Regions from separate parts of the Homo sapiens genome. Here region 2 is linked to region 1. Evidence: chromatin contacts called from ENCODE Hi-C or POLR2A ChIA-PET data. All regions are on one chromosome and are shown on one strand. The core of a region is the stretch at or near the end of the contact, and the rest is flanking DNA. Distances in the headings are between cores, read along the strand shown.

Evidence for each region. A loop is a pair of places that touch in the nucleus more often than their neighbours do. ChIA-PET counts read pairs that join two places held with the same protein, here RNA polymerase II (POLR2A). Pooled maps may share reads with other maps.
Region 2: a pooled map shows a loop between it and region 1 (13-fold over the local background). The contact joins two enhancer-like sites. A Hi-C loop is called at or near these places in 2 of 37 single-sample maps with no recorded cell type and 2 of 50 pooled maps. POLR2A ChIA-PET finds 5 or more read pairs at or near these places in 1 of 52 experiments (PC-9).

What each region holds. Positions count from the first base shown.
Region 1 is chr7:91,162,222-91,170,112 of GRCh38, forward strand. All of the region lies in intron 14 of CDK14 (cyclin dependent kinase 14), which reads left to right. Among named protein-coding and RNA genes, the nearest start is that of FZD1, 98 kb to the right of the region's middle. RefSeq lists an enhancer at 6,335-7,891. Within about 2 kb of position 3,255, at least 4 of the 41 ENCODE cell types and tissues checked have a DNase peak (open chromatin) inside an H3K27ac peak, as active enhancers do.
Region 2 is chr7:91,343,237-91,351,127 of GRCh38, forward strand. All of the region lies in intron 3 of LINC02932 (long intergenic non-protein coding RNA 2932), which reads left to right. Among named protein-coding and RNA genes, the nearest start is that of LINC02932, 36 kb to the left of the region's middle. Within about 2 kb of position 4,240, at least 3 of the 41 ENCODE cell types and tissues checked have a DNase peak (open chromatin) inside an H3K27ac peak, as active enhancers do.

The sequences.
Region 1 (7,891 bases), core at 2,005-4,504:
TCCCTTTTATGTATTAAATATTTATTTTTCAGATATTCTTAGTAATCATTTAAGCCTTGTATGGAAAGGAAGTAATTTTTGTGTTTCTCTGCTATGTTTAAATTTCTTTCACTCTCCCAGAAGGCTTCATGGCACAGGTGGAAAGAATGTTTTTGGGAATGGGGAAGGTGGGAGCTAGGAGACCCACTGGGAAGCTCACGCCTGGAGAGCGGTCAGTTCTGTGAAGGTGCCAGTGGAGGAACAAATGGGAGGAAGTCACGTTGAACTGGGCAGGAAACCGGGAAGGTTAGGGGAGGGAGAGGAGCCAGGCCCCAGGGCCAGCTGTTGGCCTATAGAGCATCTGTAGTGACAAAGAGCAAAGGCCGCAAGGTCAGACTACCAGAGTCAAGTCCCAGGCTTAGTACTTACTGACTCTGTAACTTCGGGAAGTCACTTACCCTCTCTACACTTCTGGTTCCTCATTTACCATATGAAGAAAATAATAGTCATATCTACCTCATAGTATCGTTGTGAGGATTACATTAAATAGATTGAATTAATACATATAAAGTATGTAGAGTGGAGACAGACACAAGGCACATGGTAAGCGATCCATAAACTTTAACCATAATTATTAGAGTTATAGGTGCTCTTAGGGAAGGGGCAGGTAGTTGGAGAGGGCAGCCTCAGCTTGGATGTGTGGTGTCGCTAGTGCCATCCCAACTCCTTTCTCTGGGAAATGTTGGGGCCCCTAAGTGCACAGTAATACCAGTTGTGCAGGCAGCACACTTATATAGTTGTTCCTCAGTTACCATCCCTGTCTTCAAAACACCAAATCTATCTGTATGTTCCTAAAACTAGCACTTGTATATAATTGTTCACACCACTCCCAATAGTGATGATGGGAGTTTCTCCCTGACCCACAAGGTATTAGATTGTATTAAATGTGTTGTACAAGCTTGTAGTAGGTGAAAGCAGCAAAGAAGATCTTCTTGCTGGATCATAGTTATATTATCCCCTCCAGCCCCAGAAATTGCTCTTCATGTCTATTCTGTGCTATTCATGTCTATTCTTCATGTCTTGCTGGTCCAGGCAGTTGGGAATAAATGGATGCAAGGAAGTGACTAGGTCCTTTAGAATCCAGCGCAAGATTTGACAAAGCTGCTGACGGTGTTGCAATGTAAGCGTTCCTAACAACAGGTCAGAGCTTTTAAATTGAGGAGTTTGGACTCAAGGGGAAAATATCACTGCAGTTACTCTGAATTCCTTTTTTAATATTTTTAATTGACAAATTACAATTGTATAGATGTATGGGGTATAAGGTGATGATTTGATACATGCATACAATGTGGAATGATTAAATCAAGCTAATTGACATATCCATCACCTCACTTACTTACCGTTTTTTGCATTGGAAATTTGAAATTTACTCTTACTTTGAAATACATAATACAGTATTATTGACTGTAGTCACCCTACTTGTGCAGTAGATCTCAAAACTTATTTCTCTTGTCCAGTTGAAACTTTATACCCTTTGACCAACAACTTCCTTTCCTCCCTCACCCTACCCCACTCCCAGCTGCTGGTAATATTCAGAATTATTAAGGAATAAGATGATCCATATGAAAAAAATTCTGGAAAAATTGAGTTTGTAACATTAGTTTTACAAATTAATTGTTATTATAACCATTTAGGCTAAGAAGATAGGTAGGCAATTGATTAAGGCTTTAGGGTCCAAGGCATGGGCTCAAGTTTTGCAATAACACCTACTAGTTGTGTGGTCATATTGGATTCATATTGCCTAAGACATAGTGGCCTCATTTTGAAATTATGAGTTGGATTTAAAACATCCACCTCGTAAGGAAACTATAAGGATAGATGCTTGACAGGGCACGTAGCATACAATATTACTTACATAGCAGAACGTTGGCAACACACTAAATGTCCAATAATAAGTGAATGGTTGAATAAATTACGGTATAGCTATATGATGTTCATTAGTTAACAAACCATTCTACCACTGATGAACAAGTGATTACAATCAGCTGAGATCCAAAACTATGAGGAAGTCTTAATTTTGTTGAGTGGAAATAATAATTACAATAATTAATATTTATATAGTGCCTATATGCCAGGCCCTATTAAAGTCCTGTACGTGTTACTCATTAAATCCTTACAACAACCCGAAGAGAGAGCTACTATCGTCAGCCCCATTTACCACATGAGGCTACCATGGCAAAGTAAAGATTAAGAAACATGTCCAGCTAGTAAGTGATCAGGCCAGAGTCAGGGTAAAGGAATTGGGGGATTTGTGTGTAGTTAGGAAGTAAGGAGGATGAAAGATGGCTCCTCCAGGTCTCATCAAGCTTTGTGATTTCCTAGACAAATGCAGGAAGATTTGGCTATGTTGCAGATGAATAAAACACACCATTATTACATTGTTGGCATAATAGCAGCTGGCCCGAAATACAAATGGAAACTGTCATACTCAGAGTGGAAAGCCCTTCCAGTGTCCAGACTGGCAGCAGATGATTCTGCACTCCCAATATCCAGTTGTAGACTGTTTTCTGCCTGCCTGCTCTACACTGCCTGCCTTTATTGAACACAAACTGTGACGTACTGAAGAAATCCAAGATAAATTTGTAAAACATCATGTCAGTCCCTTTCTAGTCCCAGTATCCCCTGGTGATCCAAGGTTGGGGTCTAAAAAATAGAACAGAAAAAAGAAGAGGAAACAGACACTAACTTGCCACAGATACACATAGAGTGAAGGAGATATTTTTGTTTAAAAGACTGACAGCTGAGAAACAGTTATTTGATCCCTGCTGCTTGAGGGACAGTAGGGAAAGAAAGGTATTTTTGTGATCGCTCTTCAGCGTTCCCTATGCGGCCTGGTTCATACAGTCACAACAAAAACCCACGCTCTAATAGTACATTGCAACCAACCACAGATATGTTGCAAGCATTATGCACAGTAGTAACTAACATTCAGTTTCCTTTTGATTACTTCCAGGCCTGTGACATTTAGATTGTTGCACATTTCTTCCAACCTCAGAGCATTCAGAGTCAACAGCGTACATCTAATAATCATGTGCTGACATAGAAACTGTAAGGAGTTTGTGCCATTTATCTGTCTTTCATCACACTAAGGGTAACAGAGCAAATGAGCACCGTGTTAGGAGTCCAAATACATGAGTTTTGGGCTAAACCTTGTCACTAACTAGCTGTGGCCTTGAGCATGCCATTTAATCTCCGTGGGGCCTCTGGTTCCCTTTTGTGGAATGAGGAGAGAGTTTTGGGTCTCCAGGACTCCTTTCAACTCCAGTGTTCTGTACTAAGTCATCAGTGAGTTCTGGCTAGTAATAGTTTCAAAAGGTAATAGTGCTCATCACATTCCACCGAGTAAAATCATAGAGCAGAAACACCAAGAAAGTGGACATCCCAGCTGCTTTTAACGTTTACTCATCAACAGGGCTTGGCTCAAATAGTTCTGAAAGTAATCCATGCATAACATTTCTGAAAGGGGAAGTAAGAATGTCATCTTGCATTTGAACATTTTAAATGTCAAACCCTCTGCATTGTTAGTATTTATAAAGTTATCTCTATGGCATTATCACTATCAAAGTAATCAATCATAGATTTATTGAGAAATATAAACATCAATGTTTTTTATCTCACCTAAGTATTTTCTGTGCTAAATTTTATTCTGTTGCAGCATACTTGACAATTAGTGATTTGTAGGCTTGGTTAGCACATGCATACTTTTTAAGCAAACTAATGTAATGTGAGAGAACAGTTTTCAGTATTTCCCTCTATTGGTATTTGTGGGTGCCCTTCAAACTACTACACCAAGCTACACAAACCAACTATCACAAATGGACTGTTTGCCAAATGCCTGCTTCCCTAGTAAGGAGGCAACGTGTTACTGACACCCTTATGTGTAGAAGGTCTTATGTAGAGAGACTTATGAAATGCATATCTGGATTCCTATATTTTTTCACTGAAGTCTAACAAATTCATGTAGTCAAATCTTAGGAAAGGAAGTGTGTTTGGTAGTTTGAGCCTGCTGTCTTTACAGGCTCAGTGTGTCTTCTGTGAAAGACCAAATATCATCCCAGTGGACCTGACCTAGTTGAACATAAATACACCATTGAGGAGCTACTGGCTTCAGAATTAATAAAATGTATAAATAAATAGGATGGCCTTGTGAAGAGGCTAAACTTGAAGTGCCTATTAATTAATTTTTTAAAAAGAAAAACAGCAGCTTATAGCTACTCTACTGATACATTAATCTATGAAATGAAATTGTATCATAGAAAGCATTCAGATTATTTATATTATTCGTATTTTATAAGATTTTTAAATGTGTTTAACCTAGAAGGGATCATAATGCAGAGCCTTATGCTTTTCATAAGATACTGATAGAGTGTAGAGGCATCCGAGTAATTTGGCATTTTCGCTTTTTATTCATAAGGCCCCTGAGTATGTGTGAATGTGTTTGTAAATATATCTCAATTTCAGTTTTTGTCATTCAGAGAATATACAACAGTTCTTCTGACTAGTCCCAACAACACAACCCAATGTGTGTCTGAATTGATCACTATTTTAAAATCTAGAGAGCTGGGCAGTCTCTGTGCTCTTGGGCCTGCAGGTGAAGCTCATTAAAGAATCAATCACCAGTGAGGGCAACCGCCCAGGCCCTCACTTCATTTGATAATATTATCCAGAAAAGAGGAATATTTTTCAGTTCTTTCTCACCTAGGCAGAATTTTGAGAAGTAACCATGAAAGATGAGACTGAGAGTTATAATTGGGCCTTTAGTATAGACAAATTGTACTGTGTCGTTTTAGTTTTTATTTTAAATCCCCCTAAAAGGTCACTGGATACAAAGACAATCTCTGAGTTTATTGAAGGGAAAGCCACAAAGCTGTTATATACAGCTCTATCTATGCCTATTTGTATTTCACAGTCTTTTGTCACCGAACAACACACAGACAAAATGGAATTCAATCTCAGAATTTCTTTACTGTCTTCTAAAGATTTTCTTCATGGACTTGTTTCCAACCAACGTTGAAAAATAGTTCTAATTTTTTAAAAAAGGAGAAACAAAGGGCTCTCCACATTTGCCTTATTATATGACGTCTTTTCTGCACTCACAGTAGCAAATGTTAGAAGTACATTTCAAGTTGCAATTCACCTGGATAAATGTCAACATGAGGCCATAAGGTAGCTTTTCAGCTTCCTCTCCTGGAAAGTGCTTTGGACATGGCAGCCATTGCTACATTCACACTGAAACAGCTAACTGCCCAGCTGATTGTTCTTATATAATGTAGATAGGGTCATGGCTCCAACGTGAGCCAGTCTCAGTGCGCATGTTGGAGTTATTTCCTGGGTGACTAATTAGCTCTCAACCTGGTATCTTCATTTTGGATCCCAAATGATCCAAGTGGACACCATGATGTTGCCCCCAAATAATAGATGGCTTCAGGCCCTCTGATGCAAAGAGAGGCCGTACAGCCGACTGCCTACATGTGAATGCTAGGTTTGCCATTTTGTTGCTGTGCAAATCACTTAACCTCTTAGGAAATAATATTTTCATCTTAAAAAAATGGGAAAAGAATAGTGTCTACCACATAGGGTAAAAAATGAAATTGTTGTGTAGAAGGTAGTTGGCTGTTCACATTTTACAAGATTAGAAAATGTATTTAACCCAAAGTGAGATTATAATGCAGAGCCTTATATTTTGGAAGAGGGTGCTATAACCTAAAAACTGATAATTGGGGCCGGGCATGTTGGCTTATGCCTGTAATCCCAGCACTTTGGGAGGCCAAGGTGGCTGGATCACGAGGTCAGGAGATCGAGACCACCCTGGCCAACATGGTAAAACCCCGTCTCTACTAAAAATACAAAAATTAGCTGGGCGTGGTGGCGCACGTCTGTAATCCCAGCTACTCGGGATACTGAGGCAGGAGAATTGCTTGAACCCGGGAGGCGGAGGTCGCAGTGAGCCGAGACCATGCCACTGCATTCCAGCCTGGCGACAGTGTGAGACTCTGTCTCAAAAAAAAAAAAAAAAGATAATTGGGCCACTTTACATATGGTTATGTGAATTAAATAAATTAACTTTTGTAATGTAGTTAGAACAGGGCCTGGCACATAGGAAACATTTTGTTAGTATTAGTTATCATTAACATAAATTCAGGTATATATTTATTACAGTCAAGAAACCTCTTACAGAGTTATAATTGAGAAATTAAAATATAACACAAATTTTTAAAGCTGTTTAAAGTTTCACCTTACTTGCCAGGCATGATGCTATTCACCTTTTATCTATTATCTTTTTAAAGATTATATGATGCATTGGGGAACATGAATTTTTCTCTCTTAAAAAGAAATTAAACAATAGGTAATAAAGGAGCAGATGTTTTCTATTTTACATGTAGACCAAATATCCACTAACACAAGTTACATTTTATTTCTTAATTAAGTATCACACTTTATACCATCATGCTTCATACCTCTCAACATTTTAAAAGTCTTTTCTCATTTAGGAATTCATTTTTTATTAACGGGTTTTGAGATGTAGATAAGACAAGGGAGATTATTATTTTCAATTCACAAATGAGGACATTAAAGTTTTGTGAAACTGAAGGGAAGTGACCATCCAGAGTCATAAAACAAGTTCATGGTCCAGGATCACAGCCATGATCCGGCCCCCTCCCCCTCCACTGTGCTGGGCCGTGGACTCATCTGCTTCATACACATCTGCTGAACAGTTATTTCCAAGCACTGAATAGAAACCATCAGCCTCGCATGTTTTCCATAGCTGTTGATTGTGCTCCTACTCTTCGTTCATCTTGTGGATAATAAATCCATCCATTTAAAGACAAGAAGAATTCAGTGTTCAGCTATGGTCTGCTACACACATGTCCACTTTCCTTACATTTTCTTTGAACAGAACACAGTAAAATCTATTGTACAGCTCACCGGCGTGATACCGCTTTGATAGACACCGAGTGACCTAATATACACACTCCAGTGTACTCTAATCTGTGGTCTCCCAGCTCCCACTCGGCAGGAATTCTGAGATGTTGATGGAACCCCATGATTTAACAGAGCAGCTGGGCTGCCCTTTCACCCCTCACACTGGTTCTGACAGCTGCCTGCCATGTGTAGAGAAAACCTCACAGGCTGAAACCCTGTCACAGAGTAAAGGTCCTTGAATAAACATACAAGCATGATCATGCTACTACTCTAAAATTAAATTGTTTTTTTAAACTGAATTTGCAGTAGGGACATTTTACAGCTGAAGATCTAAAGCACCCCAAAGCGGGCCAAGTACCCTCTCCCTTTAAAAATAAAACAAAATAATACACACAGTAAGCCTGGTCTTGTTCACACTTATTTGAGTTACCAGTTTTTCCTCAAGTGGATTAAGCCAATTTACCAATGACCAGGTTTTTCTACTCTGAAACAGTAACAAGCCTGCCAGAAATGATGTGCAGCATTTTCCTGGCTTAGTTCAGAAACTCGATTTGTGTTTAAGCTGTCAATTTAATCCACACTGCCTTTTTACTTTTATCAGGATATTCTTCAGGTAGAAAAGAATGGAGGGAGGCTTTAGGCATGACTACCGTCCTAAGTATAAAGTTGGTTAAAAAAACAAAAATCCCTACTCGGCCCAAATAGCATTGTGCTTTATAATTCATTCTTTTCACATACAGTACCCTGCGTTATCATGGCTAATGTTTTCCTGCTGAGCTGCCATCATCTTTTGTCAAGCTGTCAGGGTTTTAAATTGAGGTACCTTCCACATTTGGATAGAGGTCATTATCCTGTTGCCTGGTTGCATTGCCTCTGCTGAGCAGGTTAACTGCTTGAGGTCTTTTATCTAGATAAATGTTTTGCCAGC
Region 2 (7,891 bases), core at 2,990-5,489, 180 kb after region 1:
TTCATCTGCTTGGTGGATGATTAGTTGGTTGATGTGGTTCACAGGGCAAACTGAGCCAGGATTTGACAATCTGCAGAAAAACAAAGGTAAGAGAAATCACTTCCCAGCAAACAAAATCAGCCTTGGCTGAAATGGACAAAAATCAGATTTATTTACTGCCATGTTGCTGTTCTTGCTTTATTGCCCCCATCTGAGCTTGCCCAGCCTCCCCTATGACTTCAGGAGATTTAGATCAAATGTCAGAGAGGAGTGCTGGGCTTTTCCCCTTTGGTGCCTGACTAGAGGGGAGAATTGAAGGCCACAGGAGGCATTGAAGAAAATCTCATTGTTGGTGTATATGCTTCCACACAGCAAGCCTTCCTGAGGGACTCCCCTCCCCTCTGCTCAGCTTCCTCGAGAAGAGATCAAATGTTTCAAAGCACTTCCACCTTTACTAATTTTTAATGCTTCTGCCAGACTTAGACTTGCCCACTGGAAAAAAAAATCTACGCTTGTTGAAACAGCCAAAAATAAAAGTGATCCTCTAACAGTAGTACACTTAACTTCCTCTACAACTATCAGCAGGAGCCAAGAAGTATAGCATTTGCCCAATATATTAAGCATTAAAAATGTCTTGGGGAAATGATCACACTAGAAATCAGAATATGTTTAAATACAGTTCTCAAAATTCAGAGTCTCCTTACGAAAGAATCAAAGAGGCGATCACCCTGATCCTTACCTGCAACTTCTCCAGCTTCTGGCCCCACCCTGACCATTCCTTTCCTTTGCTCCTTTGCCCAGTTTCCCCCCAAAACCACCCACCAAGGTCTATGTGGGAACCAGGAATGTAACCCTAGGGTTTGGTTTCCCAGGCCATCAGGAGATAACATTGCCTATCAGCCAAAAAAATAAAGCTTCCTGACTGCAGTTGCAGAAATTATAGCTAATTATACGCTCCATGCTTCCTGCAAAATATATATATTTTAAGCTGTTGGGCTGACTTTCTCCCTTGGCTGTATTTAAAGGTTAGTTTCTGACCTGCTTCCTGGTTTAATGGAAGAGTTTAAATATTACAAATCATTACTTGATTCTAACGAATTATATCTCCCCTGGCACCTCACAAACTCCTTATCATGCCAGAGGAAATAGTTGGAAAGAACAGGGAGTCTCCAAGATAATAAACAGAATAATGTGCCATAGGGTTGTAGGTTTCAGGATCCCCGGCTTCTTGGGTGGTTGAAAGCTTTTGGCCCTCAGCCTCACACTCAGCCGAGCACCTGAGGCATGTGGCTAAGCAGCATGAACTCCCACTCCCCCGTCTTGCACGATTGTTCACTCAGCTTAATTGTCAGCTCCTGCTAAGAACATGTAACATCTCATTTTCCCAGAGATTGTGGAAGTGTTGAGCTTTGCTTGTGGCCAAGTTGGGTAGCTGAATACACATCGTTTCCTTCGTTGATGCACAAAGGCAGGGACTGTCTAAATCTATCTCTGTACGTAGAGGCCTTTTATTGAATACCAGTTTCCAATTCTAGTGATGATCTGGACCCAAACGGTTTCCCTTTGTGTGTAATTGTGTGGGTAGATATTCTCATCCAACTCTGCCTATTTGCATACATTGCCAATCTTATTAAATTGAAAGAAGTAACCAAAACACATGTACACAATGACAAAAGTGATATTCAAGGCATGGAAGAAAGGAACACATGAAAGGCCCTTCTCTCTCCTCAGGGACTAGAGGGAAGAAATTAGTCTCTTGATTCGAGCTAAGCAGAGTACAGCAAGGTAAGACTGTGGAGAGCTCGATTAGCCTTGGTAACTGAATTGTGAACTTCCATCTTTAGTTGTTTGACTAAAACACCCATGTGGAAAGTGAAGAATCCAACCAAGCGTACAGATGATTTGTTTGTGTTGTACTAAGTGCTCTACTTTTCCTCTCGGTGGCAAGCAGATTTGAAAGGGAGATGAGTAACCATCGAAGTATCAATGATGCATCTCATGTCTCATGACACTGAATTCTCTTGCAATCTACCTGAACTATAAATAATAAAACTTCTGAAATCTAGCACTATTTTTAGAAAGGATAAGCCTTGTGAGTGTATGGGTTTAGGCTGCTGAGGTGATATGACTGAAAGGTCTACCTTATTCCACAACCTATTCAAATATCTTACACTGTTTTGTGCAAGTAATTCCATCATTAGAAGCTAATTTATTCATTTTTTCCTCAGGAGATTCTTTATTAAAACTCAAAAGCCTCTGGGAGAGGTAATTCACCTTGGGAAGATAAATTTATCTGAAATGTTTCTAAGATGATGAGTAAGGCAAGGGCCTCAGTAAAGTATCTATGCCCCACAGAGGAGACTGTAAAATTGGAAATGCCCAGCAGGTGCTGAAAGAACCTGAAAACAAGACTGGCCCTCTCTGCAGTATGCAAAGTGTCAGGAGCAGTTCCCTTGTAAACTATTAGCAAAAAGGAGAAATGGCCTCCTCCGGGATAGTCACTAACCACACCCAAACAGAGAGGAAGGTACTCAAATAGAAAATTGAAGTTTTTCATTTGTTTGTTTTATAGAATACTACACTAATAAAATTAAGTTTGGAGCCTTTTATTTATTTTATTTTATTTTTTTAGATGGAGTCTCACTCTGTCACCCAGGCTGGAGTGCAGTGGTGCAATCTAGGCTCACAGCAACCTCTACCTCCCAAGTTCAAGTGATTCTCCTGCCTCAGCTTCCCAAGTAGCTGGGATTACAAGCATGTGCCACCATGCCCAGCTAATTTTTGTATTTTTGGTAGACATGGATTTCACCTTGTTGGTCAGGCTAGTTTGGTCTCGAACTCCTGACTTCAAGTGATCCACCGCCTCGGCCTCCCAACGTGCTGTGATTACAAGCATGAGCCACCACGCCCATCCTGAAGCCTTTTGCTTTTAAGGTTTCCATTTCTGAGAGAGAGAGAGAGAACCCAAATGGGAGGGAAAATTGTCAATAGGGCCTGTGGAGACACTTTCTCTGAGAAAAGTTAGGTAAAACCAAAACTCTAGTAATGATAGGGTTGAGGGTAGATACAATGAGAGCAAAAGCCAATTTACAAAGAGGATCACATGTAAAAGGGTGCATGTCTGTTTTTTGTTTTGTTTTGTTTTGCTTTGTTTTGTCCAGAGCATAGGAGACTACAGGGAAGCAGGGACCCTTCAGTCGATTTTGCAATGAAGAAAAACAGTCTTGTGAGATTCTTAAAATTTGCCTGAAAAGGAAACTCATCTGATGTGTGTTTCAGCATCTTCAAAGATACTGCAGAAGGAAGGTTTTAACTGAATATCTCTGTCAGCAAGATGGTTTATCACACTCAACAGGAATGACAGTAGAAGGGAAAAAAAAGATGGGAAACCATTCTGGGGTGAGCAAAGGGTGACAACAGGATGGGAAAATCCAGCTTCACCAAATATTTATTCATGCTTATGTAAACCTCAATTAGCTATCTTAAAATGCTAAGTCTCTGTTGAAGAAAAGGAGTGCTTGGAAATGTGACTTGGAAGTTGGTTGGTGTCAGTTATTTTGCTGCATTGTTGATTAATGTAATTGAAGTATATATTACAGAAACAGAAAAGGAAATGTGACTTCTTCAGGGACCCATTAATTTCTTAAGCATAAAGTGTTTGAAGGTTCAAAGGCTTTGTTGAAGCTTATTTTAAATTTAAAATTTCCATTGCCAAGGGATTGATTACCATTCTTATATTAGCTTTGTCAAACACCAAGTTGATCTTAGTTCTTTCAAAGTTTTGTGGCACTTGACTGTTTTCAGAGCATTTTTTTAAAGAGAAGGCTGTCTTACAAGTTTTCTCAAGGACAGACTTGCTTTCTCTTTATAAGAACAGCAAGAGAAAAATTTCTAAAACCTTAAAAAGAGCAATTCCCACTGTCCCCAACTTTGGGATCTTGAAAGTCATTCCTGCAAGTCAGGTACCATTACCTCCTCATTCAAACACTTTCCCATATTTGTTTGTATTTGGTTTTCCTTTGACTTTAAAACATCAACCAATTTAGGCATCTTTGTGTATTTGAAGCTTTAGTTATGTTGTTTAGGGACTCCCCAAATTATTTAAGCTTTTCCCATCTCTCCACCCCAAATGACTACACATAATTCTTCTTATAGCTCTCTGCTGTCTTCCTCTGATCATTGTTTAAGGCACTCTCAGAAACAACACTCTCTGAAAGTGAGCCAAGATCTCCCAAGCACCAGTCTTTGTTTGTGCTGTCCCAGTAGTGAACTCATTAGTTCAAGAAGTCAGACAGCAGGATTTCCGGCTCCTTGGAAACCAAGCCAAAAAGAGAACTGTCATTTCACACAAGGGCAATAAGAAGAAATATGCCATTAGGAAATCAGGGTTAAGATGGCACTGCCATCCACCCAGATGAAGGTGTGGTAAGAGGATTGTGAGGCTGCATTAGAAACGAAAACATTGCGACCCAAGGCTTTGCCCCAGGAAATCAATAATGAGATTGTGGACACTCTAAGAGCAGTTCAACAGAAAATCTATTTTCTTACCAGAAGAAAGTTATTGTCTCTTCCTCAATTTTGCTCTTCCCTACCTTTCCAGTCCTGATGCTACTGCACGTTTTTGGGAGCATGAGGTCAAGCCAGCAGGGGCTTCCTGTTGGCCTACACCTCCTTCAGGGATGTCTCCAAGTACACTGGGCAGTGTGGATGGAAAGCTGTGACCAGAGCTCAAGAACTGTCCCTCCAAAGCTGCACCCATGCCTTGGTTTCATGCAGCCCTGAGAACTGTTTGGCCTTGGCTAACGGGGACATACATTCTCGTATCTGGTATGGAAGATTTTGCCTCAAGAAATGCTGTCACCCACATTGACTTTATTTTCAATGTTGTTTCTATTTGTGCTCAATTTTGGGGATGATAATCTTGATCCTATTGCAAATAATCTCAAAGGCAGAGGCAGGCTGGGTCTGGAGGAAGGTAGCGTGACTTTAAAGACACTCCCTCCCCCACATCTTCTCATAATGGTGTATTTTAGGCTTGCTTCTTGTTCCAGATCTTTGTCTCAGCCTTCCTTCTTACAAGCCACCCTCCAGAAACAAATGTATTCCAAGGGCCTGCTTCTGACTCCACCATCCCTAAAGAATTGGCAGGAGAATCTGGACTAAAAATGGCTTTAATGTGCTCTCAATCTCTAGTTAAACATTTGTAGATTAACCAGCTGAAAATAGTGAATTGTGAGACTGGGGTGTGAGTGTGTGTCTGTGTGTGTGTGTGTGTTGATAGGGAGGGGACATCAGGAACTAGGTAAGACCATAGTGGGTCTTATGTGTGGGGAGTGATTTCCTATCTGTTAGAGATGAAGTGGTGCCTATATCCACTGTCATGCGCAGACAGTCAAATGCCCAGCAAATGGGCCCTTAATAAAGGCAATGAATGATGACGATGTGGACTGGGGGGAAAGGGAAAATGTGAAGTAGAAACACAAAACCAGAGGCTACAGTTTCATTAATGCAAAACAAACAAATAAACAAACAAAAACAAAAAAATTCCAGTGGCTGGCTGCTGGACAGCATGGAGAAACACTTAAGGGGGCTGGACCTTGCTGTTATGGTCAAGCAAAAAGCCACTCCTGGGTATTACATTCCAATCTGGTAAGCACCAGAGAGGAAGCTGAGCAGGATTTCCTCTGGGGAATTCAGAGGTGCTGAGTTTTTGCACCATTTTTCAAACTTTGCAGGCCAGTTTCCTCTGCATCTAAGAGCATGGAGACATGCTTGGCATTCTTCACTCTTAAAGAGACTTCTTCTGTGGGGAGCTGCAGGGCTTTCACAGCAAGAGAGCTGGTGAGTGGCCTCAGTTCTGGGTTTTGATTTATCCAAAAGGAGTTGTTTGTTAACAGTAAGAGGGTAGATGCCTCTGCAGGAATCTATACCTCTGCCTCTGCCCCCACCATTTCTTTAGTATTCAACAAGCATGAAATTATGTCCTCACCATAACTAAGGTCAGGCACTGCCCAAGGCATTCAGGACACACAGGAGTAAGTGTCCCCTGCCAGGAGCACAGAGGTACACAGTATTACCACCATTTGAGAGGTGACAAAACAGGGTTGGAGAGGTTAAGTGGCTCAGAATCAGAGTATTCTAAATGGTGGTTTCATTAGATATCAAATTTGAGAATGTAAAAGCTGGAAGAGACCTTCCTGGTTTTCACAGACATTTCTCCTTCATCAGAGGAGGCAACACACAAGCAAACCTGTGATACTCCTTTCCCCTGCCATTATCTCCACTGAATGAATGGACAACCTGAGCTGGAGGGGTAGTGACCATCTGGGTCTTACTCTGCTATGCAGGCTGCCTTATGCTGGGTCTCTATCAGCTCAACCCCAATCACCTTCTCAGGTAGCCTGGCTTTACCTTACAGTTGCATCCTAGGCCACTGAATGATAAAGATGAAGAAGAGCATGACGGAAGCAATAATTACTGCTATTTCTACTACTACTTGAGTTTATTCTAGATGTCAATTTCACTACAAAGGGTTATACAAATATCAACCCTGCAGGTATCATGTTCACCCCTGTAGCGTAGTAATTGAAAGCATAAGCTTTTGAGTCAAACAGATCTGGGTTTGAATAATTACAAATGAAGACACTAAGGCTCGTAGTTTGTTACTTGCAGGAAATCACAAAATTTGTAAGTAGAAAAACCATGCCAAGATTTGACCTGTTCCTGTGTTACTCCAGAACTTATACTGTTTCACTATGGGATACTATCTACCCACTTTGATCCCAGCATTTATAGATAAGAGAAAACATTTGTTAAGCACTTACCATATGTCAAGAACTGTGCAAAACACTTTATATACATTGTCTCATTGAATTATCTTCAATGATTATTTATAATTGCCCTGATTATACAGAGGAGGGAAGAAGATCTAAAGAGATTTAATAACCTGCCCAATATCTCACAGCTAGAAAGTAGTAGAATTCAAACTCAGTTCTAGGACTGTCTGGCCCTGAACATTCTCTTGACCACTATGTATGCTGTTTAGACAAGGTAGCTGAGAAGGACTGATGTATTGGTGTCATATTCAAAATTTCCTTTCATCACTGTGTAGGTGTTTTCATCACTGCTTTTTTTGGATACAGAAAAACTGAGTGCCAGTTTAGAAAGCCAGGTTAGCAGCACAGGTGAAACAAATAAACACAAACACAGATCCTCCTATCATTAAGCCTTTAGTTAAAAGGGACTTTCAAGGTCATGTAGTTCATCTTATTCTTTAGTTCAGAAAGTTGATATTTCCATATCCCTGTCAGGTGGAGGAGATCTCATATCTGAAAAAAAAGTTCCAGCCTGGATTACCTAAAATGCACTTTTCCCCACTGAAATTTAATTTGTTTGAAATGGGCACAATACCCAATATTAGGTTTGGATTGTTACCACCAATAAATGTGGTGCTATTTTTAATTAGCCTGACTTCTGAACCATGGGTTCCCTGGTGCTACTATCTTCATTAATGATGGGAGACTCTCCAAATGCTCATGGTCAGGAGAGCTTGCAACCTTTTATGTAAGCCATAAATACACAAAATTAGGGATCATTGGCCTGGACATAAAAGTAGAAAGGAAGTTCTCAGAAGCGGTCTTTTGTTTGTTTTTAAAACTTCTCCTTAAGTAGTAGTGTCTTGTTGGATTTAGTGTGTGTGACAAGGCCATCTTGGTTTCAGCTTATGGCCACTGCTCCCAAGACCAGGAAGGCTTGGGAATGTACCCTCTCCTCTCAGAAACTCTGTTCTCAGGGGTGTCTGGGGCTGATGGGGACAGAGGACACTTTCTATGGAATTCCTCTCAAATGACATATCAGTTCTACGGTGCTATAGGAGATTTAGCTCTTACCAATTTGTAGTGAGAGGAATTGT